Regions from separate parts of the Mus musculus genome. Here regions 2, 3, 4, 5 and 6 are each linked to region 1. A link is a loop called in an ENCODE intact Hi-C map of the cell type or tissue named here. Cell type or tissue: left cerebral cortex. All regions are shown on one strand. Region 1 has its middle 2.9 kb from the start of Gm32322. Region 2 has its middle 31 kb from the start of Gm51973. Region 3 holds the start of Gm46355 (a long non-coding RNA gene). Region 4 has its middle 17 kb from the start of Frmd6. Region 5 overlaps Gm32219 (a long non-coding RNA gene). Region 6 overlaps Frmd6 (FERM domain containing 6).

What was found. Hi-C counts contacts between places; a loop is a spot of excess contacts. Peaks named below come from ENCODE experiments on the same cell type or tissue, not always from the same donor. Only the 100,000 strongest peaks of a DNase experiment are listed, where the experiment ranks them.
Region 2: it touches region 1 in a loop (2.7-fold over the local background); 2 of 42 quality-filtered maps call a loop at or near these places.
Region 3: it touches region 1 in a loop (2.3-fold over the local background); 3 of 42 quality-filtered maps call a loop at or near these places.
Region 4: a loop joins it to region 1, with 5 times the contacts of the local background. A loop is called at or near these places in 2 of 42 quality-filtered maps.
Region 5: it touches region 1 in a loop (3-fold over the local background); 2 of 42 quality-filtered maps call a loop at or near these places.
Region 6: it touches region 1 in a loop (2.2-fold over the local background); 2 of 42 quality-filtered maps call a loop at or near these places.

Annotation. Positions count from the first base shown.
Region 1 is chr12:70,694,074-70,699,073 of GRCm38, reverse strand. No RefSeq gene overlaps it. Among named protein-coding and RNA genes, the nearest start is that of Gm32322, 2.9 kb to the right of the region's middle. In left cerebral cortex, a CTCF peak has its summit at 2,666; DNase peaks (open chromatin) are centred at 1,347, 2,632, 3,516, 3,665 and 2 more places; H3K27ac peaks cover 2,740 bases.
Region 2 is chr12:70,775,752-70,780,751 of GRCm38, reverse strand. No RefSeq gene overlaps it. Among named protein-coding and RNA genes, the nearest start is that of Gm51973, 31 kb to the right of the region's middle. In left cerebral cortex, a CTCF peak has its summit at 2,369; DNase peaks (open chromatin) are centred at 2,218, 2,723, 3,022, 3,847 and 1 more place; H3K4me3 peaks cover 314 bases; H3K27ac peaks cover 2,000 bases.
Region 3 is chr12:70,907,507-70,912,506 of GRCm38, reverse strand. It overlaps Gm32664 (a long non-coding RNA gene), which reads right to left. Exons shown (of 4, transcript XR_381658.4): 2 at 3,909-4,032; 3 at 3,532-3,688; 4 at 2,727-2,911. Gm46355 (a long non-coding RNA gene) reads left to right here and starts at 353. Exons shown (of 2, transcript XR_001780623.2): 1 at 353-749; 2 at 1,757-3,054. Gm10457 (a long non-coding RNA gene) reads right to left here and starts at 620. Exons shown (of 2, transcript XR_003950189.1): 1 at 1-620. In left cerebral cortex, CTCF peaks have their summits at 1,258 (motif pointing right) and 2,086 (motif pointing right); DNase peaks (open chromatin) are centred at 1,270, 2,100 and 4,162; H3K27ac peaks cover 26 bases.
Region 4 is chr12:70,806,045-70,811,044 of GRCm38, reverse strand. No RefSeq gene overlaps it. Among named protein-coding and RNA genes, the nearest start is that of Frmd6, 17 kb to the left of the region's middle. In left cerebral cortex, no CTCF peak of the experiment used is centred here; DNase peaks (open chromatin) are centred at 2,873 and 4,456.
Region 5 is chr12:70,542,150-70,547,149 of GRCm38, reverse strand. Gm32219 (a long non-coding RNA gene) reads right to left here. Exons shown (of 4, transcript XR_872795.2): 3 at 4,978-5,000; 4 at 2,563-3,256. Among named protein-coding and RNA genes, the nearest start is that of Gm32219, 9.0 kb to the right of the region's middle. In left cerebral cortex, no CTCF peak of the experiment used is centred here; a DNase peak (open chromatin) is centred at 1,946; H3K27ac peaks cover 1,196 bases.
Region 6 is chr12:70,896,289-70,901,288 of GRCm38, reverse strand. Frmd6 (FERM domain containing 6) reads right to left here. Exons shown (of 14, transcript NM_028127.3): 13 at 3,856-3,947; 14 at 1-1,905. The coding sequence ends at 1,621. Among named protein-coding and RNA genes, the nearest start is that of Gm32664, 4.6 kb to the left of the region's middle. In left cerebral cortex, CTCF peaks have their summits at 2,594 and 3,624; a DNase peak (open chromatin) is centred at 3,715; H3K27ac peaks cover 200 bases.

The DNA.
Region 1 (5,000 bases):
CAAAGGCTGTCTTTAAATGGCCAATCATTTTATGATTTCACTTCTGCCCCTGCCCTTTAGGTTTCTCTCTTTACCTAACAGTAACCGTCTGTGAGGCGTGCGACTCAGAATGACATTGTTTGTCTGCCATTCAATACCCCCAAAATGTGAGGCCAAAAACCGCGGTGGAGTTTCTGATATTTAGGAAGAAACCATTTTACAGAAGAATCCATTTTACAATTTAATGTGTGCTCTTTTATGAATCACTAAGAGGTGTGTTTAAACCACCTTTAAAATCCTGCTAAATAACACCCCCGAGGGACGACTAAATTAAGAATTCCATCTTTGTTTCTGTGGGTGAGTCATGTGAACATGACCTTTATTCCTGGTACATTTAAGATGATAACTGCGTTTAGTAGTGCTCATTCTCTACCCCACACTTTCCACTGCATTCTAAGTGAGTCTGCAGTGCTGCTCAGAGAAAACGCGATGCAAGGATGTGGGCTTATGCCAGATGCAGCCACAAATACGAATTTTGCAAAGCTAAGAATTTATGAGACATAAATATCACTTCTGCTTTTTTACAAATTTATCTTTTTGAGTTAGAAAAGTTTGAGAAACAAAATTTTTTTTCAGGGCTGAAATAAGAAAGAGCTGACCCACCACAATACATAGTAAACTTCTTATATACAGAGACACAAAGACAGGAGTGGGAAGTGAAAGAGGGGCGTAGGTTGTCGTCTTTGTCCTGGCCTAGCAATATCTTCTGGAATACCTACGAGGCTTGCACTCAGCATGTATTTCACAGAAAAGAAAAGGAGTGAGACCAAGACTGTCTCTGAAGTGCACGGGGTGAGTCACTGAACTTGACACCTTTCAAGGTTAATTCAGCAGATCACAGTGTCTCAGAATGGAAAATCTGCTTTCTCAGCTTTGGGCTGGAGAGATGGCTTAGTGCTTAGAAACTTGTATTTCTCAAACCCAAGCAGAGGACTTGAGTTTGGCTTCGGCACTAGAGCCAGGCAACTGACACCCTCCTATGACTCCAGCTCCTGGGCATCTATCATAACTCTAGCCTCCTTAGGACCCCCGGTCCCCCCCAAAAAAGACATGTAATTAAAATAATAAAAACCTGCCCCTTCCTTTGTTTGGAGTCAAGAGTTACTTCCTGGCTAGAAGTTTTATGTTGGGTGTTCTCAGTCTTCCCGTTTCTAACAAGAAAACACTGCTTCTCTTCATGAATGTGAGTGACAAAGGCCCTTTATTTCGGAGCAGATTCTCTATGAGAAGACACGATACTCGTGTCTATTGCTTCTGGGGAATCGAGGACGTCATGTTTCATGTTCCCTGAGATATAACTCAGCATACCCGCTAGGAGGGTACGCAGGCAGCAGTGCCTCCAATTCATGTCCTTCCGTCTTACATCAGTGTTTTACATTCTGCTATAATAAGAACATTCTAAAGTCAGTAGACGTCTGCGATAGAAACACCTTGGCAGTTCTACTCTACTATGCTGATGCACTTATAAAAACCAACCTGATAATGTCTTATAGCGTGTAGCTGTGTCAGGGTGCAGCTCTGCTGATTGCACACATCTGTATAACCATAGGCACAGTTAACACACAGACTGTTTCACCATCCCCAAGAGGTCTCTTGGACTCACCTCCTTGGCACCTTCAAGCTGACTACTTCCAAAGATTTGCTTTCTGTTTCTTGTTTCTGCTACACTTTAAGTTTTTTCTTTCTTTCTTTCTTTCTTTCTTTCTTTCTTTCTTTCTTTCTTTCTTTCTTTCTCTCTCTCTCTCTCTCTCTCTCTCTCTCTCTCTCTCTCTCTCTCTCTCCCTCCCTCCCTCCCTCCCTCCCTCCCTTCCTTTCTCTCTCTCTCTCTCTCTCTCTCTAAGAGTTTTTATTTTAATCTCTCTTCTTGTCTTTGTCTCTGACACTCTTGGTCTGCTTCTGTCTATCTATCTTTGTCTCTGTCTGTCTATCTCTGTCTCTTCTGTCTGTCTTTTTATCTCTGACTCTTTCTCCCTTTGTCTGTCTGTCTGTCTGTCTCTGTGTATGGGGATGGGGTTCGCATACACACAGAGGTGTGAGCACCTGCAGAGAGCAGTGTCAGGTCCTCTGACTTAGAGTTACAGGCATCTGAAAGCCACCTGATCTGAGTGCAGCAAACTGAACTCAGGTCCTCTGTAAGAACAGTATGTACTCCTAACCACCATATGTCTTTTTTTGGACATCATAAATATTCAGTCTTTCAGTCTATTTTTTGTCTAGTCTTTGATCAGCATAATGTTTTTGAAACCATCCACGTGGTATATATGAACCGTTCACTCACTTAAAATGCTGGCCTTAATCTCATTGCACAAATATATCATGTGTTGTATATTCATTCATCTTTGATAGACGTTTTTGCTTGTTTCTAGTTTGAGGCTACGAAGAACAAATCTGCTGTGAATATTCATGTTTAAAATGTCTGTTTCCTATGTGTATTTTATCTTATATTTTATTCTTGCTGAATAAAGTACATGGAGTGCAACAGCCGTGTCATCACAAAGAGACATTTGATCAACTTTATAAAGGCACTGCCTACCTCTTTCCCAAATGGCTGCACCACTTCACCTGCCCCCGGACAGTGCATGTGAGTGGGAGTGGCCAGACGTCTTTTCTAACTTTGGCTGTTCCTGCGGGTGTTTAAACTGCTCCTAGCTGTGGGTGTCTAGCGGTACTTCGCTGTGCTATATAATTTGTGACTCCCTGATGACTAATGAGGCTGAGCATCTTCTCATGTGTTTTTTGGTCACTCACACAGCTTCTTTTAGTGAAGCATATATTCAGTTCTTTTTGGCCCATGCTTAAAATAGGTTATTGGTTTTTATATGATTTAGTTTCAAATATCCTTTTTGTATCTGGGGACAGTTCCCTTGTTAGATATGTTATCGGTATTTTTTTTTCTCCATCCTGTAATTTACCTTTTCGTCTTCTTAATGAGATCTGTCCTAGAGCAGGAGTTTTTGAATATTACTCCTTGGTGTGTAGTAGGGATAACTTTACAAATAAGCTCTGTGAGTGAATATACTGGATGCTGTTCATGTTCAGTACCGAGGACAATCACAGGTCATATTTTATAACAGTTAATAAAGGTTCTGTGGCCCCTGTGCTTACTAATCAAATATCTTGTCAGCGATAAGCCCCCCACCCCCAACCTTATGCCACGAGGAATCTCTGCCTCGATGTCTCCTTTCATCCCCTTTATAGCTCTCTCTAATGCTTCTCCTTCATAGAAACTCTTGGGTATACAAGATGTCCCAGCAAAGTCATCTCATCACAGTGCAAGGGTCACCGTGCCTTTCCCCCCACCTCCCAGGGGGAGAAGTAGTCTTAAGACTGTGGTTGTTCTGGAATTCACTGGCAACAGGATCCTCCTTCGTATTAAGACTTCAACATCTCTTTGGCTGTCAAAGAGTTGGAGCCCAGTGACTTTGTTCTGACTCAGATTCCAGACATAGTCTATCTTACTCATGTCTGTCAGCAAATCTTTCTAACTACCATATCCCATGCACAGAGCCAGAAATGCAGGGTCTATGTAGGGTAGCATGTGTAGTCTCATATAGTCTATAGCCAGTGCAACAGTGAGCACCCTGAGGACAGGCCTAATTTACTCATTCCTCTGGCTGTTGTTCGTTAAATGGAGCATAACGCATACGTGATTGTGTGCGTGTCACAATTGATGTGCCAGAGAGGCAGCTTGCTTGAGTCATTCTGAAGGGATGTGTTGCTTTCAGAACCACATGACCACATGGCCTGGCTCATTAGAGCATTTGCTGAAACAGGAATTATATAACCAAATAGCCACAGTCAACCAGGGGGGAAACAACGCTATGGTGGCAATGAGGTAATCAAATCTCCCAGGCTCCACCCAAGCAGGAAGTCAGTTAACACGCAGGGTAAGGCTTGTGTCATTTTTGACTCACACTGGTTAAAATTTCCCAAAGTGGGAGAAGAATATTCTGTATGTCAGAAATGATAAGGGTCATCAGAAAGACACTTTAGCCCCTTAGATTTCATTAGAGAGAAAACTAATAATACAAAGAAGGCAGGTCCACCACGACAGCCACCAGCATTTAATACAATTTGTGGAACAGTTCCACACACATCTTCACACTGGGTCCTTACAACAACCCTGGAGAGGAAGCCGCAGGGAGTGTGGGAATACAGAGGTTCCTTTCGTGAAGCTGGTGTTAAAGTCATGAGTCTCTATGTGTCTGACCCTTTCACGTCTACTGTCAAGTAATGTGATATTTTGAAACTATAAAATGGACCCACAGTTACATTAAAAATATTTTATTAACTTATGTGTATAGATGTTTTGCCTGCATGTATAACTATGTAATACAGGCCTGGTGCCCAAGGAGGCCAGAAGAGGGCATCAGAATCCCTGAAACTAGAGTTACAGATGGTTGTGAACCACCATGTGGGTGCTGGGAATTGAACCTGAGTTATGGAGATGTGCGGGCAGAGCTCTTAACTGCTGGTCCTGGGTCATCTCTCCTCCCCCACAGGATTCATGGTCCTGGGAGGGGACTCTTTACTTATGAGCTGCCCAGGATGCACGGAGACATCTAAGTCTGTGCTTCTCTTTCTCCCCCGATTCTTAATACATGCCCTTCTTCTGTTGTGCCTCAGGGTAAGATAAGGTATCCTATCGCTAGAACGTCTTCATGGTACACTCTTCATCACAGGAAAGAAGAATCTTGTCAGATGCAATTGTAGCACAAAGCTTCATTTTATTCTATGGGCGTGGGGATGTTGGAGGCCATGGGGCTGCAAACCCTTAAAATCCTTTTGTCTCTGCAAACCCAGATTTTAAAAGGTCATCTGAACATGCTGAGATGATGTTTTTTCTCTTATGTGGCCAAACTTGACATAATATTTTATGTCCTATTTCTAATGTCATACCTGTCCTGAAGGATCCTCTTGTCTTAGTCATTCTCAGAGGAGTAATGGGGCCTGGGAAATTG
Region 2 (5,000 bases), 82 kb before region 1:
CAAAATCTGCCGTAGAAAAGACATACATGAACCAGGGAGACTGTCTCAATAAAACTTTATTTATAAACACTGAAACTGAATTCCATAAAGTTCTTATATATGTCATAGAATAATATTCTTCTTTTAGTTTTTTCAATCATTCAAAGACTGCAAAAAGTCCTCTTTATGTGTGGATCACTATAGCAAGTGGCCCACTCATACTGCAAATTATCCATTCATACTAATGAGGTAATAATATACCTGTATCTAGCCACAGACCAAGCCACAGAGTTAGTAAGGATTCTCTCTTCATCGTTCTTTGTTCTGGACTTGACACCCTACACCCACACCCACTCACGTCCACACCTACTGTCCCCAAGCCTTTCCATAGTAGGTGGGTCATCCTTCCCAGGTTCCCAGGTTCAAAAATTGTCTAGCATGAAGGCACACACTTGTAGTCTCAGGAGGTTAAAAGCTAACTTGGTCCAACCTGTCCCCTAAGAACCACCTTGCACAGCTGGGAGTGGTAGCACAGGCCTTCAATCTCAGCCTTCAGGAGCAGAGGCAAGAGGACAGCTCTCTGTGACCAGCCTGGTCTACATAAAGTTCTGGGTCAGCCAGAGCTACACAGTGAGATCTTATCCCCAAAGCAAACTAAAATAAAATGACAAACATGACTTTTCTTTTCCTTAGTCAGCTCTGTTTCTTGGAGTATCTAATTATCTTTCAGGAAGTCATTCACATCAAGGAGTGACTGGTAGGGACCAGCTATCGTCTGGGAGTTTCCACTCTAAGAATATGTAGTTATGTAACTAACTGGATGTTGAAGAAGTCCTTTTTGAGCACAGGATATCCAGCTGTTTATCCAGGAAGGTGATTTTGATGCTGTGAGTCTGGTCAAGAAGGTTAAGATAATTCCGCTGCCAACTGTTTAGCCAGGGCAGCAGAGCACTAGTGATATAAAGGAAAGGCCAAGTTCAAATCACAGCTGGGCAGTGGTGGTGCCTGAACTTAATTCCAGCACTCGCAGAGGCAGGGGCAGGTGAATCCTTGTGAGTTGGAGGCCAGCCTGGTCTACAGAGCGAGTTCTAGGACAACCAGAGCTATACAAAGAAACCCTGTATCAAAAAACCAAAACAACAGAGAGAGAGAGGGAGAGAGAGAGAGAGGGAGGGAGGGAGAGAGAGAGAGAGTGTCTGGGACAATTCTCTACACACTGTACCTTGGGGACCTTGGTTTCATATCCCCAACTTAAGTGGTAGCAGACAACATTAAAAAATTGCCAATATTCAACATGCATGGTACCATGTGAACTAGTGGCTATAACCGTGTCCTCTTGTAGAGCTGGCAGGAGTGGATATAGTCTAAGACACTCTTGCTCCCTTCTCTTTGGCTATTAGATTATTGAATCACTGGAATCCAGGATGTTAGACCTTCCCTAGGCATCTCCTGCTGGAGAGGGAAAACCTGAAGCCCAGGGGCCAGCCAGAGGAGGAACTTTTCCCCTGGAGAAAGGTTCACAAGTTGTTAGATGATTACTGGTGAGACGTGAGCTGAGACAGTGGTGGGCGGGGATGGCCTCTGGGCCATGTATATCTCTTGGCTTCTGTTTGAACCTAACTCTCCTGTTGCCCCTCTTCTCAGTGTGGCCACATGCAGAATATCCCCCTTTTCTGCTTTTCATTATTCATGTTTATATAAATTGGGTTATTGAGGTTAGGTGGCTGGATCTGGCTTATTGGGGCACTCTCCTGTGAGCCTAAGTCTGATAACATTGTCCACTTTGCTTAGGCAAGGTGGGGTGATGGGAAAAGGTTTCAGCCATGCCACTGACAGGAAGATTCCGGGATGACTCACTCAGTGGAGGACAGCTGCTGGGGAGGAGAGTGGGAACGGTTTTTCTCTTTACTTTAGTGCTTTTTTGGTGACTAACTTTTCAGAGTCATAAAGTGAGTAAATCATTTCTTCCTTTTCAAAAACATTAGCATATAGAGATAAAGTGAAGTAGACTCCAGTATCGTGGATAATGGCTTTACAACATCCTCAGGGGCCATTGCTTTTATCCAAGTGTCCCTATTTCATGGCTTTACATGTGCATAAATGATCAAAGAAAAATTCTTTTTTTTTCTTCTTTCATTAAGCAGCAACCCAAGCTTGGAGGCAGTTCTCGAACCTTTTAGTAAATTTGCAGAGATTTGTCAGGCTCTGAAGTAAAGATTTGAAACTTCTGCAAGGATGCACTCACCCTTGGGGTTGGGGGTGGGGTGAGCTACCCAAAATGAGGCTGCAAGTTTCCTTCCCAGAAAGACATTTTAAACCCAGGGCAAGAAAATGCCTCTCTAAGTTGTCAGGAAAAGGTAGCCCTGGGGCACCCAGTGCTTCCACCTAGGGGCTTTGAGCCAGATAACTTTCCCCAGCCATGAGATTTCCTTGGGTGTGGGGAGTACTAGGAGTGGGGGTGAAGAGAAGCTTGAAGCTTCACATCTGCGCACCCCAGTTACTTCAGGAAGTCAGGGGTGAAAATACACCTTATCTCTATGTTCTAAAAATGGCTGCCAGATAGCTTTTTCTTTAATCACTCAATTTTCATTTCAAAGCTAAGTGTTAATAGGTCATTACAATAATATGCAAATTACTAACCAGAATACTGGCAACTGCTGCTTCTGCCAGCCCTTGACATTGCTCTCTTCATCTGACCATAGTTCCACTTCAGCTGGCTCTCTGCCTTTGGCCATGGCCAAGGTTTGATGATTCAGAGAAAGGCACACTGCTTAGCTAATTAAAATCTATACTTTTTTTAAATTATTATTTTAAAGCAAAACACTTTTTCCTCCTTATATTGTCAGGCAAGGTTGAATGAATACAACTCTCTTTGTGAAAAAGCTAAAAATAAATTCTGGGCTTAGATGTTATAGATGAAATTGCTGCTTTAAATTCTAAATTGCAGAAAAATAAAGGCTTCCTGGTGAGTTTGTGACTTAGCTGGGGAGGAGTAGGCGCTCTGCTGTTACTGCAGCCCTTGCAAACCGAGCAGAGCATGGGGGCTTGAGGAAGACCCAGAGCCCTTGTGCTAAAGAGCAACAGAAAGCTATGCTGCCTTCGGGGATTGTAATTCTACATCTATCCCAGCCTTCCCTACCCTGCCTGCACCACCCTGCAAGAGTCAAATGGATTTCTTTAGTCAATGGCAAGGGAGTATTGTGATTCCTGTTGATAAGTAAAGTATGTGCCAGTTCCTCGTGTTCTTCTGAAATACGGTACAAAATGGAGAAAAAGAAGTCAAGCCCCCAAGATTCTGCACATCTTTGCTGCCGACTGTAGTAATTGTCTGGGTCCAGGGCATCAATTCCCCTTGGTAATTCAAAGGAGGGCTTTCTGAAAGGGGGAAGAGAAGCAAATGTGTTTTCTTTTTTTGTAGTTTTTGGGGAGAAATCAGAATGTTGTAATTAAAACTTAGAAAATCAACAGTGTGACTTTGGATTTATAAAGTTCAAGTTTGTGATTTCAAGCTTTCTGCTAACTCTGTAGGAGCCTGAATTAGATGGCTGGAGATTGGTCGCTGATCCGAGAAAGGTAGAGATTACCGGTTCTCCATCCCAACCTGGGAGGACCTGGGGCCTTGGTCTGACATCACACCACTCAGAGGTTAGATTAGTTTTCAGAGGGCACGGAGGGCAGAGAAGTCAGAGGATCTCAAAAACATTTGCTTCTGCATTTAAGGAAAATAATTTACCCTGGGAAGTTGTCATCATTCAGGACCTGACCACTGGGTCAAGCCAGAGTGGCGGAGGAGGCTGTACTGCCTCGGAGAAGTGGCAGGGTGCCAAAGGGGCTGCCAGAGCCTGACTCGAACGCTGTGCCCACATAGCCCACCCACTGCATCTGGGTTGTTCTTAGGGCGCTTGCGCACTAACTATGCAGGGTCTAGGTTTGGCTCTGGGGCCGTGCTCTCGCTGTCTACAGTTGCTGACATGATTTCTGTCTGGGGTCTGTGTGCTCGCTGTCTACAGTTGCTGATGGGATTGCTGGCTGGGGTCTGTGCGCTCGCTGTCTACAGTTGCTGACGGGATTTCTGGCTGGGGTCTGCTGTTTTGGTTTGCTCAGCTGATTGCTTTCCTCTATATCACAAAGCTATTTTCTCTCATCTCTCTTTTTAATGTGTTCATTGCCAAGGATCGAAAATGGGAGCATTTTCTGCTGGAGAGAAAGCCTTGGAGCTATAAAATGGCTTCTTGTTCTTTCTTCAAATTCCATATGAAAAACAAACAAAACAAACAAACAAAGTCGGGAGAAGGCGGCAGCTATCTGCTTCCAGAGTCAGCTCTGTTCCCAGGCCTGTTTCTTCCTACACTCCAGCAATGTTTCCAGGACCAGATTACAGCTGGTCCCCATGCTGGGCTAGCCCAGAGAATGCTAGCGGACCTGGGAACTGTGTACTTAGAAGCAGAGCTTCTTAGAAACTTGTTTTAGCATTTCTTCTCTCATTAATCTTTCTGATGTACATCTTACTGTATGCATAGAATGTTCTAAGTAGCCCCCATTCCAGAGTTCATCTACTCCTTACACAATCCTCTAAATTAACCCTTTATCACCATTGTACAGACCAGGAAAAGGCACAGAGAAACCCAGCCATTGTCCAACGCAACCCCACAGCATGGGGAATGCTGTCTTTCCTTTGTATGACTCCTGTATTCCAGCCAAACATGAGCCCTAGTTCTTCTGTCCCACGCCTGTGCTCATATCTTTTCTCTGTGCTGGTAAGTCCTTTTGTTAGTTCTATATTGTCTGAATGCTATGTAACTTTTCATGGTCAGAGGCAGACACTGCCTCCCCCAGATAGCCTCTACTGATTGCCTTCAGCCAGAGTCATTCTCCTTATCCTAAAATGGCAAAGCACCCAGTTTACCGTGGAGCTCAGGGCTACATTCTTCCCTAGAGTCTAGTGCTGTGCGCATGCGCAAACCTGATCTTTGTAAACACAAGCTAAACTTTCCCTGAAGGCTCTGTGCCTTCGACCTCAC
Region 3 (5,000 bases), 210 kb before region 1:
AGTGAATGTTGTGATAATGATCTGAGGTGCTCTAAATACAGGGAGGTAGAGGTGACTAGCAGGTATCCAAGGCTGGGGGCTGGGGGGTGGTATGGCTAGGCTCCCTCTGTACTGGGAGACGGCACTGGATAGGTGCAGTTCAAACCATGAAGTGGTTGAAGTCAAGAGATGGAAGTCACGGAGGGCAGTCTGGGAGCAGACCTGGGAAGGGACCAGAGATGCTGCTGGTGGAAGCCAGAAGGGAGACTGGGGGATGACCTTCGAGGTAGAAAGAGCACAGAAGGGCTTGTTGTCATAGCAACGAGTGACAAGAGCTCCCAAAGAGGAAGCATTCGCTAACAGGCAGCGTTCCATCACAGTGTAGCCTGGAAACCTCCTCAAGAGTTTGGTAATGAGGAGGTTGCAGAGGCAGAGGGTAGCAGGTGAACGGGAAATGGAGTTGAGAAAGCAGAGACGGTTGGGATGGATACCTTCTGGGACTGTACGCTAAAGGGAGGATGGACAGATGGACAGAGGGCAGAGAGTCTCTTCTGCTTCTGTGTTTTGATTGTGTGTTGGTTTAAAAAGGAGATCTTCTGTCATGGACTGAGAGGAGGAAGTGAGTTCAGGACATGAACTGAAGGGCGTCTTAACGCGGGTGAAGGGGCGTGGTCCTAAATGGTAGGAAGAGACAGGGCAGCAGTAAATGGTGACTGCAGGTGCGCATGCAACATCGTGCAGGGCAGAAGAAAGAGCGTCAAGATGGGCGAGTGAGTAGAGATGACTTTTGGTTTTTTTTTTTTTGTTGTTGTTGTTTTGTTTTTTTCGAGACAGGGTTTCTCTGTATAGCTCTGGCTGTCCTGGAACTCACTCTGTAGACCAGGTTGGCCTCGAACTCAGAAATCCGCCTGCCTCTGCCTCCCGAGTGCTGGGATTAAAGGCGTGCGCCACCATGCCCGGCTAGAGATGACTTTTAAAGTGAGAGGGGGGAGAGACGTGGTAAGGAGCTCTGGGTACTCTCGCAGAAGACCCGGGTTTGGTTCTCACATGGTGGTTCACAGTTTTCTCTAACTTCAGCTCCGAGGATCTGACCTTGGCCTTTTCTGGCCTCCATGGGCACTGAAGATATGTGTTACATTTGCACACATGCAAGCAAAACATACCCATAAAATAAAAAACAAATAAGCCTTAAAGTGAGAGAGAAGTAGATGCAAAGCAACCGAACAGAGGCACAAAGACTGGAGGTGAGGTACTCAGAGGGTTCTAGTGACCACCAGAGGGCAGTGTGGACCGCAGTGTGAGCACTGAAGGAAGGCTGACCGGGACCGGGGCTAGGTGGCCTTGGGCAAACAGTCTGATCTTCCCTGAGACTCTTTCTCTTTTGGAAAATGAGGACTATAAAAGGACCTCCCTCAGCTGGGCAGTGCCCTTAATCCCAGCACTCGGGAGGCAGACACAGGTCAGTCTCTGTGAGTTTGAGGCCAGTCTGGTATACAGAGTGAGTTCCAGGACAGCCAGAGCTACATGGAGAAACCTGATCTCAAAAATCTAAAACTAACCAACCAACCAAAAGAACTCCCCTCCCAGAAGTGCTTCATGTGTTAAGTAATTTCTTCTGTGTGAATGTGACTGGTAGTGGAGAGAAGCCAGCAGGAAATCAAAGCGCTAAGCCAAGGACAGCCTTTGGGTTTGGTGTCTTTCTCTGCTTCTCACAGGTCTGAAGTTGACTCCGGGGTAGAGGGCCATTCACATATCTTTCTTTACTTTGTCCTTCAAGCATCCAGCCTAGTGCTGGACTTACAGAAGGCCTTCAGCGGTGTGTTAGGTAACTGGCTAAATGAACCACACACAGTCACCATCTACCTCTCCAGACTCCTGACTGGAAAGAGCTCACTGCAAGGGCACCATCCTGACCTCTGCCTTCACAACCCAGGAGTCACCAGGCCAAAGGATGGCCACACAGGACCATGGAATCTATTCGCTGATACAACCTCGTTAGCTAGTCCTAGGCTTGGCCAGGGCCGCTGTGAATGAAGTTCAGGGGGCGTTTCCAAGCCTATCATTTATACATTGACCCCTGGAGCTGCTCTTGTGCATTACTCTCTTCGACCACCAGAGGTCAGGCTGCAGTCAGAACAGGCAGGGCCCAGAAAAGCCCAGCTCTGACTGAGGTCCTCCCTGCCCCGCAGGGCAGTTCATCTAGACCCACCCAGGCTTGCCTAACACCCAATAGTGACAGCAGGATTCCTTTCCTGTTTGTCACCGACGTGAGCAGAAACAAAAGAAGCTACTTGCAATCTGATTACAGCTCCAGAAAACCGTTCCCCTTTCCCACATATCATGCTTGGGAATCGCTCATCTGCCAACCAAGGAAGTGAGGGAGATGCTCTAAGAGCCAATTCCTTGCTTTGCTCACCGTTTGGAAACACAGGGTGGGACCAGGAATCTGTACGCCATGCCATCGCTGCCTCTGGTTTTGTTCACCAGTCCTGAACAGTTAGTGCTGTGAGCGACATCTACCTAGGGCTGTCTCTAAGCTGAGCCTTTGACTGGGGTCCTGCCCAAGACGGAATTATGGTTTCCCTCAGGCCTGTAAACCTCAGAATGTGGGGTTCCGGGAACATTTGAAGACATACAATTGCATTTGGTCACATAAACACCTAGCCGGGATGAAAGAGAATTCTCACTGTCCGGTGCAGAACGAAGACCACCTGGAGCCGTCCGCCCTCCCCACCCACCCTCAGTGCTCAGCGTCTTCTGATCACTTCCGAGAGCTGCTTTCCTATTTCATCCGATCTGATGTGCTTCTGTCTTCCCCAGAGCAAAACCATCTTGTACTGCGCTTCAGCTCTCTGCTCAAGATAATCCTTGCTTGTTGTCCATCGGTGAGGAAAACTCAATGCACAGCACGACCACCCTGGGGCACCAGCAGCTTCCGAGGATGGAATTGGAGGAAAGTTAACACCGAGTAGGCAAAATCCATCCTAAGATCAGCCCCACTCAGAAAAACAAAACAAAACAAAACAAAAAATGTGTAATTTAGGATGAATACAAGTCTCTTCCTCTTCTTGTTCATCTACGGCTAAGTTTTCTACCATAGCCAAACGTTATTATAGTCACTTATCTAAATCCATATGTCTGCTGTTCTACATATCTGATCAGAAGCTGCATAGGGGTGCATGTACACCTGGTCCAGTAGGGTTTCCACGAGGGGTCAGACGGGTGCCTGTATCGCTGCTCTGGTCTGCACCCCTGGAAGACTATGGTTAGTACGTCTATTAGCAAGCTTTCTCAGAGCCTACACTGTGATGATGTAAGAGGAGACCAACCATCAGAAAATAGTAAATAAATGGGTTAGTGAGTCAGAATTGGAGGTTAGGACAGGTGCTATTGACAAGCCTCTACAGGGTAAAGACACAATAGAAGCCAGCTTTAGAACTGGAGGGCTGGCGAGAACTGTCAGAGTAGAGGCGGGAGCGCAGACCAGAATGGAGAGATGGATCATAGGAAGAGTGGAGAGGGGGAGACGTGTTTGTGATCTACCCTACTCACCTGGCTTCCTGGCACGTGGCTACAGAACTTCCACTTGTTGCTAACTTCAGCATTAATTGGGCACCTTTCCTATGCCAGGCCCTGCACTAATTAGGTCCTTGGGATGCCGTTGCAAACGAGGAGGGGAATGGTTTCTGAACCTACTCGAACAACTTAACTGCAATTTTTAAAGAACAAAGAAAGCTTTGTTAATCTTTAGCATCTAATACATTCATCACTTCACCTTCCCTGATGATCTCTGCCCCTCCTTTTTCACACCATCACTCCCTGGAGATGACTGGAATGAAAAAATGGCAATGACCTATAGGAGAGTCCCTACCAAATAGCCCCGCCCCTACTGGGGAGCTCCGCCCCCTACCTGGGAGCCACGCCCTCACCTTCCGTGGGCTCCTGTGGCACCAATACATCACAGACAGAGGTGGTCAGGTCCCCAGTTTAAAAGGCAGAGTTTCAACATTCATCCCAGGCTCCTGGGTGCAGACAGTTCCCTTTGCATCTGAACTTGGGGACAGAAGAAGAAGATAAAGAACTCAGAGATGGCTGCTTGGGGCTGTGGCTCGGGTGTGTATGTTTAGTACCAACAGGAGTCTGAGAGGAGTTGAAGGCTGGATGGGTTTCATGGTCCTTGGCAGCACTCCTCCAGGTTCTGATTGGCTCTTAGAAAAGCTCCCGATGTAGCTTCAGAGCCTCCTTTAGATTTCCTAGCCCTTGATCTAGGGTGGGCTGGTTCACAGATTTCTGGTGAGATATCCTTTCCCTCAACTCCAGGCACCGCACCCTCTGTGTCTACAGCCCCTCCCTCTGAATACAGTCTCAGCTTCCACTTTTTGTCCTTAGCCCCCAAGAGGCTTGAAGCTGAAACTGGAGGCAGAGCCGGCCCCAGTGCCAGGTGGAACAATTGACTTGGATCCTCTTAACAGGGGCGCTGGGTTACCAGACACCCATCTGTTGGCTGTTCTCAGTGAGGAAACTCAAACCAGATCGCTCTCAAGGGCATCAGCGCCACGCTCCCCTGCCTGCCCAGAAAAGGGAGCCGCCTTACCTTCTGGCACCTTCCTACTAACAACTCCCATGTGGCCCCTCCAGGCTTTTCATTAATATCCCAGCACCTCGCTGAATAGTCCGAGTTCACTGCCAGGAAGCGTCTTTGGGCCTCTGGAGGAGCTGCAGCCCACTGGGCTATGCATCCGTCCTATCTTTTCTACCCAAACACAGCAATACTTGCCGGACAGAAGCCATGTCACCACCCCATCAACGCCACCCTTTCCAGGAAAGCGAAGCCACTAAGAGCAGTTCAGTAGTTAGTGAGTGAAATAAATTTGATCTCTTTAAAAAAAGAAAAAAAAAAAAAAAAAAAAGAAACAACAACAACAAAAACATTGTATCCAAGCGGTACATTTGCATAAGTTAAGAGTCAAAGACACTACTAGGCACCATTTCCACACAGCAATGATTTCAACCCACAGTGT
Region 4 (5,000 bases), 110 kb before region 1:
TTATATTCTCAAACCTTAAAATATGCTGCCTCACAGTAAAAATGTATTTAAGACACTAAAGAAGTGAGAGCACTTGAGTTTTCCTCTAAATATCCTTTACAAACAAAATAAAACAAAACCCTGTGCAACTGGGAACACTGATTGACACCTAAGGATTTTGTTTGCCTGTAGCTAGGTTCCCATCATTTGTGATGTTAAAGGATCCAAGAACAGGACACAGCCAGACTCCCTGCACAGTACTGGCAAAGAAGCTAAGCTTACCACTGAACACAGGTTAGTCTCTGTTCGACGAAGGACAGTTGGGAAACTATTTTCAGACCTGAAAGGAACTTGCAGATAGTCTAAGTTAACATGTTCATTTTGTACAAGGGAAGCAACTAGATTACTCTACTGGATCAGGAGCAACCAATGTGCCAGGGCCTGTGTCTGGTTTTCCTCACTGCATTCTTTCAGCTACACTAAGTTACAAGTTACATCCAGATTCACAAGAGAGAGACAGGATTTTCTACTTTTTTTTCTCTAGGGGTTTTTTGTTTTGTTTTGTTTTGACTTGCTAAAAAGCTAATAAATTAATCTTTTAAATTTTCCTTTGTTTTTAAGAAAAGGGGGGGGGGGAAGGTAAATGAAATGTGTTTGGATTTCTCAAGAGGATTTGAATATCATGAGTTTTTCATTTCCTACAAAAGGGGCCAAGCCCAGCAATTTAATTTTCTTAGGCTAAGAGCTTTGATTAAAGCCTTCACCTTGACAAATAATTAGTTTGGGGAATAGGGGAATAGAGATAATTCGGAGATATGATAAACATCCATTCATTTATTCAAAGAGATACTCACTGCATGCCAAATATGGTTGAGACACCATACTAGGTCCAGGTCAGACACACATCATTACAGCATAGTCCTTTCCCTTGAGGGGAGAGGTCCCTGTACCTCCATTTCTCCTCTTAGCAAAGGGGCTGTGTATTTATTTATTCTGGCTTCACTTAAATTAGGTGGATGTCTTCCAAGCATGGTAAGAAGACTATGTGCAGTCTACCATATGTGACAAGATACAAATATTTTTAAGTGATAGTTACGCATCATTTTATTGTATGAAAATGTACTTGTATATTCAGTGTGGTTATGTATTCATTTAAGTGTGGGAAAACTAAAGCAGCCCACATACATATATTAAATAATAGTAAGCATAGAGGCACTAGGCTGCAGTGTTAGCTCTTGCAATCTACTTTGCACTGGCCATACAAGCTGCCGTGCTTAGGCAAGCTCTCTTTGTTTCATTTGGGCTTTCTTCTTGGGGACAGTGTGGGCTGCACTCAGGGTCCCATGCAACCCAACCTCTAAGTCTTCTGCTCTGACATTTCATACACATGAGGACACAGAGGTGACACAGAGAGGACACAGAGTTTTAAGACTACAGAGGTTTGAACTCATAGCGCAGACTACAGGTGCCGACTTTCTCCGTCCATCCAACAATCGTTTATAAACATAAAGCAGGTGTGGAGGGGGAGAAGGCATTCAAGATACTGCTTCCGAAAGTCATTCTGCACATGGACTACCTAGCCACTTTGCTGTTAGTTCCCAGCCTTTCCGTTCCTTCTCAGGACCTTGGTTTTTAGGTCCAGATGTGAAAATTGATTAGAGTTATTATCCGTACCATTTGATTTACCATGCTCTACTTGTAAAAACACAGCATTGGTTTTTTTTATTATTATTATAATTCTATGGTTACCTTCTAATTAAGGCAGATAATTACTCACTTTCTCATTTTTTAATTCAAAGATGTGCAGCTGTGTTTGTAGTACAAACAGCAAACATATCGGAAGTAATCATCGGGAAGAGGCTGTGTTAGTGACTTGTTTAGTGAGATGGTTGATCTTCGAGCCGGCATCTGCAGCCTGCCTCACTCTGCACATCTGTGCAATAGATGGGCTTCTTGTTGCACCGTGGCTAGCTCACACACTGACATCACTGCTTTGTAGGCTCTTGATGTGGGCCCAGACTGTGATGGTCAGATAAGGTATATATAGCCTGTAACAGGCTGGACGAAACCAGTGCCTCAGCTTCCCCAACCAGAAAACCATGAAGTGTGGAGAGACAGAGAATGAGAATCAGTAGACTCCCTCCCAGCCCAAGCACCGGTCAAGTTTATTTCCTAGATTTGGAGCTAAATAAATCAGCATTTATAAATTTATCATCGAGTCTGGAGACATGGTTTGATGCTGCTCAAGAATGTGTTCTGTTTGGTACTCAACAAAGAATTCACTCAGTGTTTCTCAAACTTATAAAGGAGTTGGGGTTGCTCAGCCCATAAGATCCTCTCTTGGGACACAGTTTGGGGGCAGTTTGATCTATGCCACATCACTACCTTTATTAACCTCACAATAACAACTGTTTTAGCAGAACAACTTGAAGTTTCTCTTCAGTCCTTCCCCTCACTCTTAGGCCCCAGTGTTAGCTAGTAGCTTTGTCCAATTATTCCTCTTAGAAGGTAAGTGCTATTAAGTATACAAGATGAGCCAAGCTACAAGACTCTGCCAGAGTTGGGACTTAAACATAAAGTCCTACAATTTAAAGACTTTAATTGTTAAACACACAAATAATCCTCAATTACCGGAATCTGCGTTGGCCGTAATATCAAGAAAAAGTTACTTCCTAGTATATTACTCATATTCTTCTTCATATTCATCTTCTGTCCCTTCTCTCACAATCCCAAACTAAGCATGAACAGCCCCCGACTTGATTCTGTAAGGAATAGGGGAGCCAATCAAACCAGAGAGCCTACGGAGAGTGCCTTCGCCCCAGAGAGGCCACATAACTTCTTCCACGCACACCATCCCTTCCTAGAGCCACCACAGAGATGCCAGGTGGTGGTGGGTGGCAGTGACATCAGTAAAAGTTCTTCCTACCCGAGGGAAGCAGAACTATTACTCAAAAAAAAAAAAAAAAAAGTACCAGTTTAATTCTGGAGCCTCTTGGTTTCTCACCTTGGGTGGTAAAAATGGCTCTACGGCTTTTCTCCTGCACTAACTGGGCAATGAAAATGTCTTCACAAGCAGAAATCCCACTCCTCCACATTCCCCCCCCCCCCCAGAGCCTCCAGCTGGACTCTCCGTCCTGGGGGCTTGAACTCTGCATCACGTTCGACATCAGAGAGTGGAAGTGAGAAATCCCGCACCACAAGATAACTGCTGTCTATGGGAGGGATGATAATAGGCAATTGAGAAGCCCAGAGCAGAGTTCCCTCAGTTGACATTTACATGTGCTTTCCATTAAAGTCCCCCTGATCCTTAAGATTGTCCTGCTCTGTTTGTTTGTTCTTGGCATAGTGAATTCCAGCTTGGAACTAAATGCTGTAGGATTGAATCTCAGCTTCCCTCGCTATCTGTGTGACCTTTTGTGATTTAGCTGACCTCTCTGTGCCTGGGTTCCTTCACTTGGAAAATGATGATTATAACAACACTCTCTTAGGGATTATAAGTTTTGTGTTGTGGAATGTGGAAATGTTCATCTCCGACTTTCATCCAATCTCATCATCTGAGAAGAAAATCAAGAACAGACTATTTCCTTGATTCTGTTTTCTTTGAAATAACAACACGGGCTGTAAGAATCTTATGTTGGTGTGTAGAAACAGAGCAGGCCTTCCATAGAGAAGCAACTGACCAGACTGCAGGGGGAAGAACCTGCCTCCAGCGTCTCCTGTCCCCCTTAGTCTCTGATTAAGCACACTTTTTTAACCTGTGTGGTGTCATGTTGATGAATGGCTGTGTGCCACTGTACAGGCTTGCGATCCCACAGGGTGAGTATCATTAAAAAGACAGACACAAAGACTTGCAAGGCTATGGAGCATCTAGAACCCTCCTCATACCAGACTAGCAGGAAATCAAGTTAAACCTATGATATCATCCAGCCAAAGCCTGCCTGTCTGTCTGTCTGTCTGTCTCTCCCTTCTTCCCTCCCTCCCTCCTTCTCTCTCTCTTTCTCTCTCTTTCTCTTCCTTCCTTTCTTTCTCTCTTCCTCTCTTTCTCTTTCTCTCTCTCTTTCTTTCTTTCTATTTTTTTTGAGACAGGGTTTTTCTGTGTAGCCCCAGCTATCCTGAACTACCTCTGTAGACCAGGCTGGCCTTGAACCCAGAGATCTGCCTGCCTCTGCCCATGGAGCACAGTGATTAAAGGCATGCTCCACCACCACCCAGCTTGTGTGAGTATTCTTAGGGGCATCATTAACAATGCCAGTTGGAAAGGGAAGTCTACTCAGAATAAAAAGAGCACATAGCTGACACTATGAATGAACTTTAAAGCTGCTGTACTCAGTACAAGAAGGGAGAAATAAATGACAGAACACGAGTTCATGAAACCGGAATGGAAACAGAGTATATTAGAGTCTGCCACGGCTTTCAGTAAGAGACAGGACTGACTAGAACACAGTCATGGGGCACATCTGCAGGATATTGGAGTTGTTCCCAAACTGGATTGTGGTGGTAATTATACAACTCTAAGAAGTTTCTAGAACATTGCCTTGTGTAAATGTATGATGTTACAATTATACTTCCAGTTGCTCAGAATGTCTTATGCGCTTATCATTCATAACGTCCTCCTTATCAGTTGTATCTGTCATCCGAGCAGTGAGCGAGCTCACCATCATCTTGTCTTCCTAGAAGTGGACACTCTCCATCTTCCAGTTACTTTCTAGCTCTGCAGGTAATGACTCACGGGCTGCAGCCTTTAAACTGAGTTAAGCCCAGAGCGGCAAGAGAAACAGAGACAGAGTTGAGTGATAACTAAGCTCAAAAGAAAGGACACAGGGAGCAGAGAGCTGCCAGAGCCACTCCTGGTCTTTAACATCAGTCTGGAGATGGCAGAGCAGGTGCCACCTGGCCTGCTTTTTGAGTCCCGGTACCCACCATGTCTAGATGGCACTTCCTATCTTGGCCTTACAGCCTCTCTCTGTCCCCTCCTACCTTTGATTTGCTTTGCTTTGCAATGATCCTCTACGGTCCAGGCT
Region 5 (5,000 bases), 150 kb after region 1:
CTGAGGCCACCGTTCACTTGGCCTTCCCAAATCCACAGTGCACTTCACTAATTCATCAGTCCATCCGTTCTTGTAGAGCCCAAGTTAGAGTTAGCACAGTGGATAAACGACATCACACAATCCGAGCCAGCCCGACAAACAGTTGCTCATCTATCTCTGAGCTATGATTGTAGTTTCTCTCCATGTCATGTGAAGATTCTTATCTTATGGCATGGATTTGTCTCAGTGGTTTCTAACTGATGAACATCACCAGAAATGAGCACCATGGCTTCCTAGATGCCAACAGTACATAGCTACAACCCTATGGCATCTCTATGCAGACTGTGGAATGACCCCACCAACAAATCACAGTTGGTCTTGACCTCATCCCACAACTGAATGAAGCTTTAGTGCCAGCCTTTAAGGCTCTGTGACCCATCACTGACTTGTTGCGATTTTTCCAGAGCATATCTTACCAGTCTCATTTTTACCATGGATAACTGACTAATTCCACAGCATCAAATCTTTCCCTACTTGCTAGCTTCTATGACTACTTCAGCCTCCGGCCCAGTTCATGAATCCAGGCCCTCTCTGTGAGATTCCCCAGCCCATGACCTTGAGTTAACTCCATATCTGGCTCCAGTCATATTGGGACTGACTGACTGAGTGCCCCTTTCCCCTGCCCAGGCCCTCTCAGCCAGAGCACCACCTCCCTTCTACTTCCCATCAGCCCCCAGCCATCCATCTCAAATGCAAACTCTAAGCTGGGTCTCTCCAGCTGTTTCTAGGATGTGAGTGGTACTCAGCTTTGGATTCCCATGAAACAATATCTTTTCTCCTCCTGAGAAGCCATGGAAGAACACAGTCCCTGCTACTAAAAAAAAAAAAAAAGCAAACAGCTCTCCCTTGTTTTCTAAATTGTTCTTCATAGATTTCTGGGGCCCTTCATGGTTCAGCCCATTTATTTCATACCTTCCAGGACATCCCTTCTCTCCAGAAAATCAGTACCTCTATGATTCTTGAGAGCACACTCCTCTTGCTGGGAACACCTTTCTTTTTTGAAGACCTTAACCCTGTCCGTCCGTTCTTCACTATCCGTCTTATGACCCATCTCCCCCATGGGCACTTCAGGTTGTGTTTTTAACTAACATTTAGCTTTTACATCAAGCAACTTAGCCCCCAAGCCACATGTCACTTCACAGGAGATGCTGAGCTTCAGGGTGAAAGTCCTCTGAGGCTAAACACGTGCCATATGCCCTGTGTGCTTCTCACCCGTGATGTCACAGGCCTGCAGGCACAGCCAATAGGACTGAGCTCCTCTTCCATGGCAAAGGTGCCCAGCAAACCCTTACTCGTCCGTGTTCCAAACCATTGCACCTCTGCATGCACCAAAATTTGTTTACCTATCAGGACCATTACAGCCTCTTCTCTTGGTAGAAAAACCCAAAGCCCCCAAAGGGAGTTTTCTGCGAGACTTCCTTCAGCAGGGGAGTTAAACATTTGATACAGAGAGTCAGGGGTCTTTTCTTGAATAGTGAATTGGCTGGCTGATTCACGGGTCTGGGGTGTGACCTGACAAAAATGGCGGGCCACAGGGACCTCATTTGCCAGATATAATCTGCAAAGGGTAGGATGAAGGCAGAGAAGGGGCATTCCCCACCCCCAGGGAGGTCTATCTAGCCACAGTGGCTTAGATTCTCCTCCACCTCTTCCCTGGTTAGAGTCCAAATCTGGTTACCAAATATCTGGAACCTTCAGCCAAAAGACCATTTGGCCTTGAAGACTCGTTTTTATCTACAGGGATCTCCCTTCCCCAGGCCTCCACTTGGCCTGCCCTCATTGGAGGAACTGAACAAACACAGCCAAGCTTCTCCCCACCAGCTGCAGCCTTGGGCTTGCAGGCTATTTTGACTCCTGCTATGAATCAGAATGGAATTATGAATAATTTGTAGGAGGCTTGTTGCGTCTTGTTCCAGCCTTTCTTTAGCTCAGCTTTCCTTGTTTGGTTTTTCAAGTCCTCCAATGTCTGATTCTTCTAAAGGCTTCGGGGGTAGCAAGCTTTACAGGGATTCTGGCTTCCCCGGGTTGATGTCTCAGCAAGCCCTTCCATTTGCTGTGCCACGTGTGGATAAGGAAGGGAACAGGCAGGGCCGAGGACAGCCAGGCATCTCTCTGACAAGCAGGTTAAGTGTCTGTGTGTCCTAGCATGAGCATACTGAGACCAGAGGCCAAATGGTTTCCCACACCCATTTCTGCAGCCATTTGCACGCCCATCTTGCTCACTCACACAGACTTTATATGGAGAGCAACTATTAACCAAGTTGGGGGGAGATGTTTAAAATACATTTTCCTCAAAGAAAATATGAAACAGCCAGGCCCCAAAGTGACAGGACCTTGTACAAATGATCATCTATACATAATCAGACTCTACCTCGGGAAGTGTTTCAATAAAATAGGAGACGTACCCTCTCCTGAGACGCCTCTAACGGAGGGCTGGGTGCTCCTGAGAGCTTTCTGGCAGGAGAGCTATCCCACAGAGATCTGCTTGTGTTTCCTCTGAGACAACCACGTGAAAGTGCAAGGTACCGTGAAGAAAAATACAATTTACTATCTGCTCTTCTTCCCCTGAGGACCTCAGGACCTCGCTTCCACCCTGGGGTTCACAGGAATCCTGTGGGGGCGGGGAAAAGTAATGCCTCCTGCTCCCTGCAGGTGTGCGGGAGCCCGAGCCAGGCACAGCGAAGAGCAGGAAGACTGAGCATAAACACACTGATGGGTGAAGGAGAGGGAAGCGTGCACACCCATTTTCGTATGGGGGGGGGGGCACACTGGACCCTCACAGGCCCTAAGGAAGGACCTGTGCATCAGGCCGATTAGCAAGTGTGAAATTCTCTTTCAACTCCCCCAAGCCTTAAGAGAGTCATCTTCCTGTACCCCCGGAACTTGACAAAGCCTTTTTTTTTTTAAATCAGGAGTCTCCCTTTGAAATGATAGCTGCAAGCATTTACATCCAAAACTGCATTAAACTTGATCCCTGTTCAGTAAGAAGTCAGAGGAGAAGAGCATCCATACAGAGCGTCAGCCTTGTGGGTGTCATAGACTTGCTGGTCCCACTCAGTCCTGGGGTCCAAGCACAGGGGAACAGCAGGCAGCCGGGCCAGTGGTGAAGCATAGTTCTGGATGAGACCAGTGTGCTGCGAATCTGACTGTGTCACTTTCTAGACATCGTTGGGACAGCTCTCTTCCTGCTCAGGCTTCGGTTTCCTCTTATCTATAGCTGAGAAAATGATAGAAACTCCATCAGGGGTCATTATAAGAATTAATTAGGACTCTATGTTCCCTCCTAAGTAATTTTATATATGTGATTGTATGCTGTTCCTCACAATAAGCCTTTGAAGAAAGTCCTACTGCCACTCACATTTTAATGAGGAAACGGAGTTACAGAGTGGCTACTTGCCTGAGGTCACCATTCAACCAGGCTTCAAACGCAGAGCGTCTGACTCCAGGGCAAACCCGAACACTCTGACTCCCCTCCCCAAACCCCTCTATTTCTGGTTCATTATTGATATTCTGGTTGCTTTATTGATAGCTGCTAAAGCCAAATGGATGGTGGGTGTTGGTGAACTCTTGTTTTTTATCATGAAGGTATACTGGGCACTCGGCCAAGTTACACTCACTCTCCTGGTGCTAGGGCGTGAAGAGGGGAGGGTAGTCATGCAGCCTGTGTCTAAGGAACATTTGCTATCAAGAGGGAGGGAGAGGGAAGGAGGGAGAAAGAGAGAGAGAGAGGGAGGGAGAAAGAGAGAGAGTAGGAGGGAGGGAAGGAGACTTGCAGGATAGAAAAGAACCAGGTATGAAGGGAGGACAGAAGGCAGAATTGGTGGGGACCGGAGAGAACTGAGAAGTAATGGTGTGCTTTGAACACACTGAAACAGTCCGATGTCTGCTCAGTTTTTGTGATAAACTGAACAAGGCCTGGGGACCTTCAATAGCAAGCCTAGTTCCTCAGCAAGATGTCTGGGAAGGCTTAGGTTTGTGACCCAGCCCTGCAGCCTGCACTGCCTGCTCTGCACCACCGTCTGCCTGAGATGTAGGTTGTTGCTGCTAGCTCTTCAAGAGCCCAAACGCTGCACTTAGGAGCCTGAGTTTTATTCCCTGATGAATGGAAATACCCACAATGCCCATCGGTTCTGAGTGGACAGGAGGTAAATCCTGCTGGTATCTCTCTATCTGCACACCCCCTAGCTGTGGACAGGGCACCAGTGAACTAGGTTTTTCGTTTTCCTTTATGCAATCAGAGCATCTGGAGGGGCTCTCCTGCAGCCCCTGCTATGTCCCACACACGAAAGGATCAAAGCCCTGAGCTAGTCTTCAGACTATAATTTAAGATAATTAAGGTTTTTTTTAACTAAATTACATTTTAACATTTCATAACAGAGCTGTCAAGATCCTATCTATCAAAAAACTCTATCAAGCAAACAAAAGGGGGGCTAATTATATTTTCAGACACATGCAGCCATCACTCTGTGCAGTTCTCATTAAAGACTTCTGTCTTCCTTCACACTCTCGTTTTCAAATGTCCTTCATCTACCCCTCCCACCCCTGGAGTCAGAGACTCCACACTCTTAAATAAAATAATGGGAAGTATGTCAGGGCAGTGTAATGAATGCTATGGCAGGATTACTCAGAAACAGGTATTCTAGTTACAATGGTATCAATAGGAAAGCTCTCCTACTTGGTTCGGGCATTGTGCCTCACAGATACATTCTGACTAGGGCTGCAGAAAAGGTGAGCATGCTGCACTCCTCAGATGGGAAAAATGAAGCCAAAAGCTTCCTACTTGAAGCTGAATTTACCTTCATCTCATTTCCGTGAGATTGTTTGGTCTAAGATTTCCTATGAGATACCCAGGGAATACTAAATACCTGAATAGTTCATTCTTTTCACCTCGCCCCCTAAGCATTAGAAAATAGTTATACTGATAAAACTGACTCTTACCTCAAGACCTCCATGGTGGGTTA
Region 6 (5,000 bases), 200 kb before region 1:
CGGGCTCTGGGACACTGACCTAGCCAGGGGGAAACACTGCTATGTTCTGCCTGACCCTACATCTATTTCTTCCTTACTTGGAAACATAAGTTTGTACAAAAATATGAGTTTCTTTAGAAAATAATACATAGTCTTCTTTTTAATAAAACCTGGCAGATAGCAAAAATGGAGTATCAAAATATGGTAAACAAATGTTGTAAAATACTAAATCATTAAAAACATCTCCTAGAAAGACATTGTGCTATGAAGTTCTCTCCTGAAGGGCGAGCAACGTCTTCAATGGATATCAAGTTGACCAAACTCATTCTCCTGGCTTCATTATACACTGTAACAGTAGCAGGCCCTGTCTTAAAAGTGGCCCATTCTCTATCACTAATATTTTCTGTATACTTTTACTTCAAAATGAATAGAAAGACACTCTTGGATCTCCAATCCTACTGTGCATTACTGTCTCAACCTGGTACACTTTAAATCAATCTCCCAGCCACAGGAGACTGGTTTAAACTGGCCTGGTGGGACCCGGGCATGTTTTAAAAGCTCTCTGGACAAGTCTATTATGCAATCAGGGTTGAGAATCTTGGCCAAAGGCACACATGGAAAAGTCACTCTTAACTCTACATTTATCAACTGATTGTCTGTGTCTAAGCATCCTTGACATTAAACAAGAAATTCTATGTGTGCAAGACATATACTGAAGTCCAAATGAAGAGTCACTAAGCTTCAAACACATAAACACACAGAGTCCCACGTATCTAGATACGTATAACATATACATACAGTAAGGGTATCTTGTTAAAGCAGAAACTAGCATCACCATCTGTTGGCCACCATTAAAAACCAACAAAGGAAATACAACCAAACAAATGTCTTCTGAGACATTCCCAATGGTTGTTAACATACACCAGCTTTGTAAACTGCAAAATGTACCATGTCACAAGCACAGGCCAATCCCAGAGCTTCCTGGGAAGGTCATGGAAGAACAAAACAGCGGACAGAGCACTGTCCATTTGTGAAGGAGCCCAGTGTCCCGGCACACGCCTTCTGGACTCTGAGTGGGGCTTCCATCTTCCATCACATACACATCTTTGGCTAGAACATAAGACTCCCACCAACTTCAGTGTTCATTTCGGACCAACCTCTGTGAGGCAACAATGGCTATGTACTAAGAATGGCTCTCCAGAAAAGAAGAGAGAACTCCCCTTTGTCCTCCCCCTCAAACCGTGCCTCATGAGGAAGTGGCTGAAAAACCCATAAGCAAACAGATAAGCCTATAACATCTTTCACGTGATAAACATAAATTTGAACCGGAACACAAGAGATGAACAAACACACTGCAGTCTGACAGTCTGAAATCTGGGTAAAGCTGGAAAGCACACTTCCTTCCAAAGGGGCAATAGACAATCTGGGCACTTGTCTTCCTCTTACATTCTCTGTTTCTTTTACCTCTGCATAATACTTAAAGTGCAACTGTCCCAAGGCTTTTGTTTCCATCTCGAATACTATAAAGAAAAAGCTAAGTTTGGGGTGAAAAAGTTATGGCACAAATAATGTGTAAAGACCCTCAGACTCCACAGCCTCCAGCAGACAGCGGCTGCCCGCAGGGCTGCCCGCAGGGGCGACTCAGACGACGAACTCTGGGACTTCGTCGTGAGTAAGGTCCAGAGAAAAGTACTTGCTGGCTCTTTTCACTGGGAATGCGTCCTGTATGTTGACACACTGCTGAGCCAGGCAGCTGTTGCAGTAGAGACCGCTCTCATCCAGTTCATGGCCACACCCAAACGTGTAGCTCTGAGCAGTGTCCTGACACAGGCCCGCGATGCGCAGGAAGTCTTTCTGGTACAGTCTGATGTCGTCAAGGCTCAGGCTATGGCGATCGGTGGAAGTCTTTGGTTTTCGACATATCGTCTGCAAGATAAAAGAAGGGTGAGAAAAATGCAATTATGGATCACGTGAGAAGGTAACGTCTCTGCCCAGCAGAGACAGCTGCTGCAAACCGTAAAATGTCAAGTAGTCCTTTCATGTTAGAAATGGTTTTCCAACCCGTGCGTGCCCTTCTTGGGGAGTAACTCTGAGTATATCACAATGCCTGAGGCAGCTGTGTGGCGATCCTCCTAGTGTATACAGCCAGCACAAAGTCAGGTGGGCCACACTCCTAGCATTTGTGAAATTGAGTGACATGAATCAGGATAGGGCAGTTCAACTTGCTAATACCTTTCCTGCTTGGGTCTGTTAATATTTTAATAAGAAATGGAAAAGCAATTATCACTCAAGAAACATAGCTTGAAGAAGCAAGTTTTAAAGAGTCCAGGACATAAAGTGTTCTGGCTGCCAAAGGCTGGGAAGAAATTGGGGCTTCAGAGATGGCTTAGCCTTAGTACCGCTGCTCCTGCAGACGAGCTGGTAGACCTTCAAGCACTCACAGCACTGCTCTTAGCCACTCATGATTCCAGTCTCTGGGGAATGACACTCTCGTCTGGCTTCTACAGGTACCTGCATGCGTGTGCACACACATGCACATACACGCACACAAAAAATAATTTTTGAAATGCAGAATAAAAAAAGCAGCAGTTTGTGGTCACTCAAAGAGGTCCTGTGCTACCAAATGCCACCAGTGGGTGGCCGGCGTTTTGAACTCATGATCCCGAGTGGTCTTGGTGGAAAAGAGAGAAGTTAAAAGCTGACTCAGGTAATACCACACATGGGAGATGTTACTGAGCAGCCGAGAAACTGGACAGGCTAGTTTGCTGGTTAGCACGGCAAAGGACATCTTGTTGGGAAAAAGACACCAATTTGCTAGACACAAAAGTTATAGGAACACATTTTGCTACAAAGTGTCACATTTGAGTGACATCAGCTATTCAGAATAACCCCTTTAACTTGCTAGTAGTCTCCCCAAAGTCTCAAAAGGATCTCAGAGGTGAAATTATTTGGGCATTGCCACAAACCCTCAAGGCACACAAATGGCCAAGAGTTGTAGGTTTGGTCTTTTATGCTCAGCTGCGACACCTGTGATGTCCAGGGATGACCGTGTGCAGTGCGGCATACATGGGCTGGCAGAGCTGGCCTCTAAGTTTCCATGCCATACATACTGGTTAATACTGGGACTTTTAGAAAAATATTTAGTAAATGTCATTTTCACAGTATGGCTTCTTTTATAGAAGTACAAAAAATGGGTATTAAAAAAAAGTAGAGGTAAAAGGTAGAGGAGAAAGTAAGAGGATGCCAGGGAGAGAGAGAGGGAGAGAGAGAGAGGGAGAGGGAGAGAGAGAGAGAGAGAGAGAGAGAGAGAGAGAGAGAGAGAGAGAGAGAGAGAGAGAAAAGAAAGAACAAAGAAAGAAGGGGGAAGAATATAATACATTTTTAGTGTTGAGCCACTCAGTGGTCACAGCTGGCAGATAGTCCAGCAAAGCACACTTTGGAAATTCAATCTGAAAGGCAAAGTGGGGTAGAAACTGCTCTTCAATGAGCACACTCAAACAGCAACCTTTCCTTTTCACCTGCTGAGGCGACCAGTCAGTCAGCCCGGAGACACACCACACAGACACACAGACACACAGACAAAGACACAGACATACCTGCTCAGGTGTACATACTCAGTTAACCAGAAGCCTGAAGACCAGAGGCTCCCACCCAGAGGGCGCTAGAGAGAGCGTGCAATAACATACAATTTATCCAAATCAAAACCCAAATGTAAGTGGAACTAGCTAGCGAAATGAAAAAAGTCAGCAGACAGTGAGGATGTATGTCACGAATCCTTTCCCTCTGGCTAGTGTTTGCTCATTTGCATGACTCGCAGTCTGACGTAAGTAGGCCTGTTACTCTAGCTGCTACAATGAAGGGTTCAATCCACAGTACCTGTGGAAGGGAGTCGGTGCTCTGTCCACGCAGCCTGACAACCGTTTCCGAAGAGCTGGAGGTGGAGGAGCCGATTTCTTTCACAATTAACCCTGAGGTAAAAGAGAAAACATGGTGACCTCCTCACACCGCTCTCCGCATTCTCTAACAAGTACCACTACCAACTGTGAGCACTGCTGAGGCCTCAAGTGACTCCCCGGTGGGAGTGGTGGCTGTGCCTCACAGCTGGTGGTGCCCACTCCTTAGCAGGAAGCAAGGGACAGCTAGGACGGGGCGGCTGGGGGAGCGAGGTCCAGGAGTGAGCCATTTATAATGTTAGATGCAGGTCTTAGCTGTAAAGAGGCCTCTTTACCCCATCTGCAAGACTCCCTTCTCTCCACGCATCTCGGAGTGGAGCACCAATATCATCTAGTTTTGTTTCCACGTGGACAGATGTGGGATGCTGACCTCTGCAGTCAGATGAGCCAGGACTGGAATCTGCCCAGATAATTAACCGGTTGTGTATCCAGGCCAGTTCTTAATCCGTCCCATATCTCATTAGCTTCCTTTTATATCCGGGCTACTCTCAACTAGCTTTTCAGGGATGACTAAAGAGTTGTGGCCCACAAGGGTTGGGCGCTCCTGCTGGTCAACAGACCACTGTGACCTCCGCCCCCACAGCAGACGCCAGTGGGAAGAGCCTAGGATGCAGAGAGACGCATGGAGAATTGAGCACTGGGTCTCAGAGGTCAGCACAGCCTCTGTGCTGCGAGGAAACCTCAATTTTCAGAACTAGAAATCTAAGGCTGACATTCTGACTTTAGCATGTAAGTGATGTGTCTCTCCAAAAAAATGTTTCCAGCTCCAGCTGGGTATCAGACTGAACACCACTGGAGTTTTCATTGCCAGTTGATGAAACAAGTGAGGACTGGCAGGACAGGCATAAGGACAATTGCTTCAGAGGGGCGGGGTCCCCCACCTTCCAGGAAGCTTTTACTCAGCCACTGCTAGCAGCCCAAAGCCTAGCACGCACCTTGTAAATACACAGAACGCAGTGACTTGTGAAGCTGCTTCTGGCTCACACACCATGGTTTAGAACGCTTGGGTGACGATCACGTTTGGGCGTGGTACACACTGCACTGCCAGAAGCTTGCTCTATAGACTCA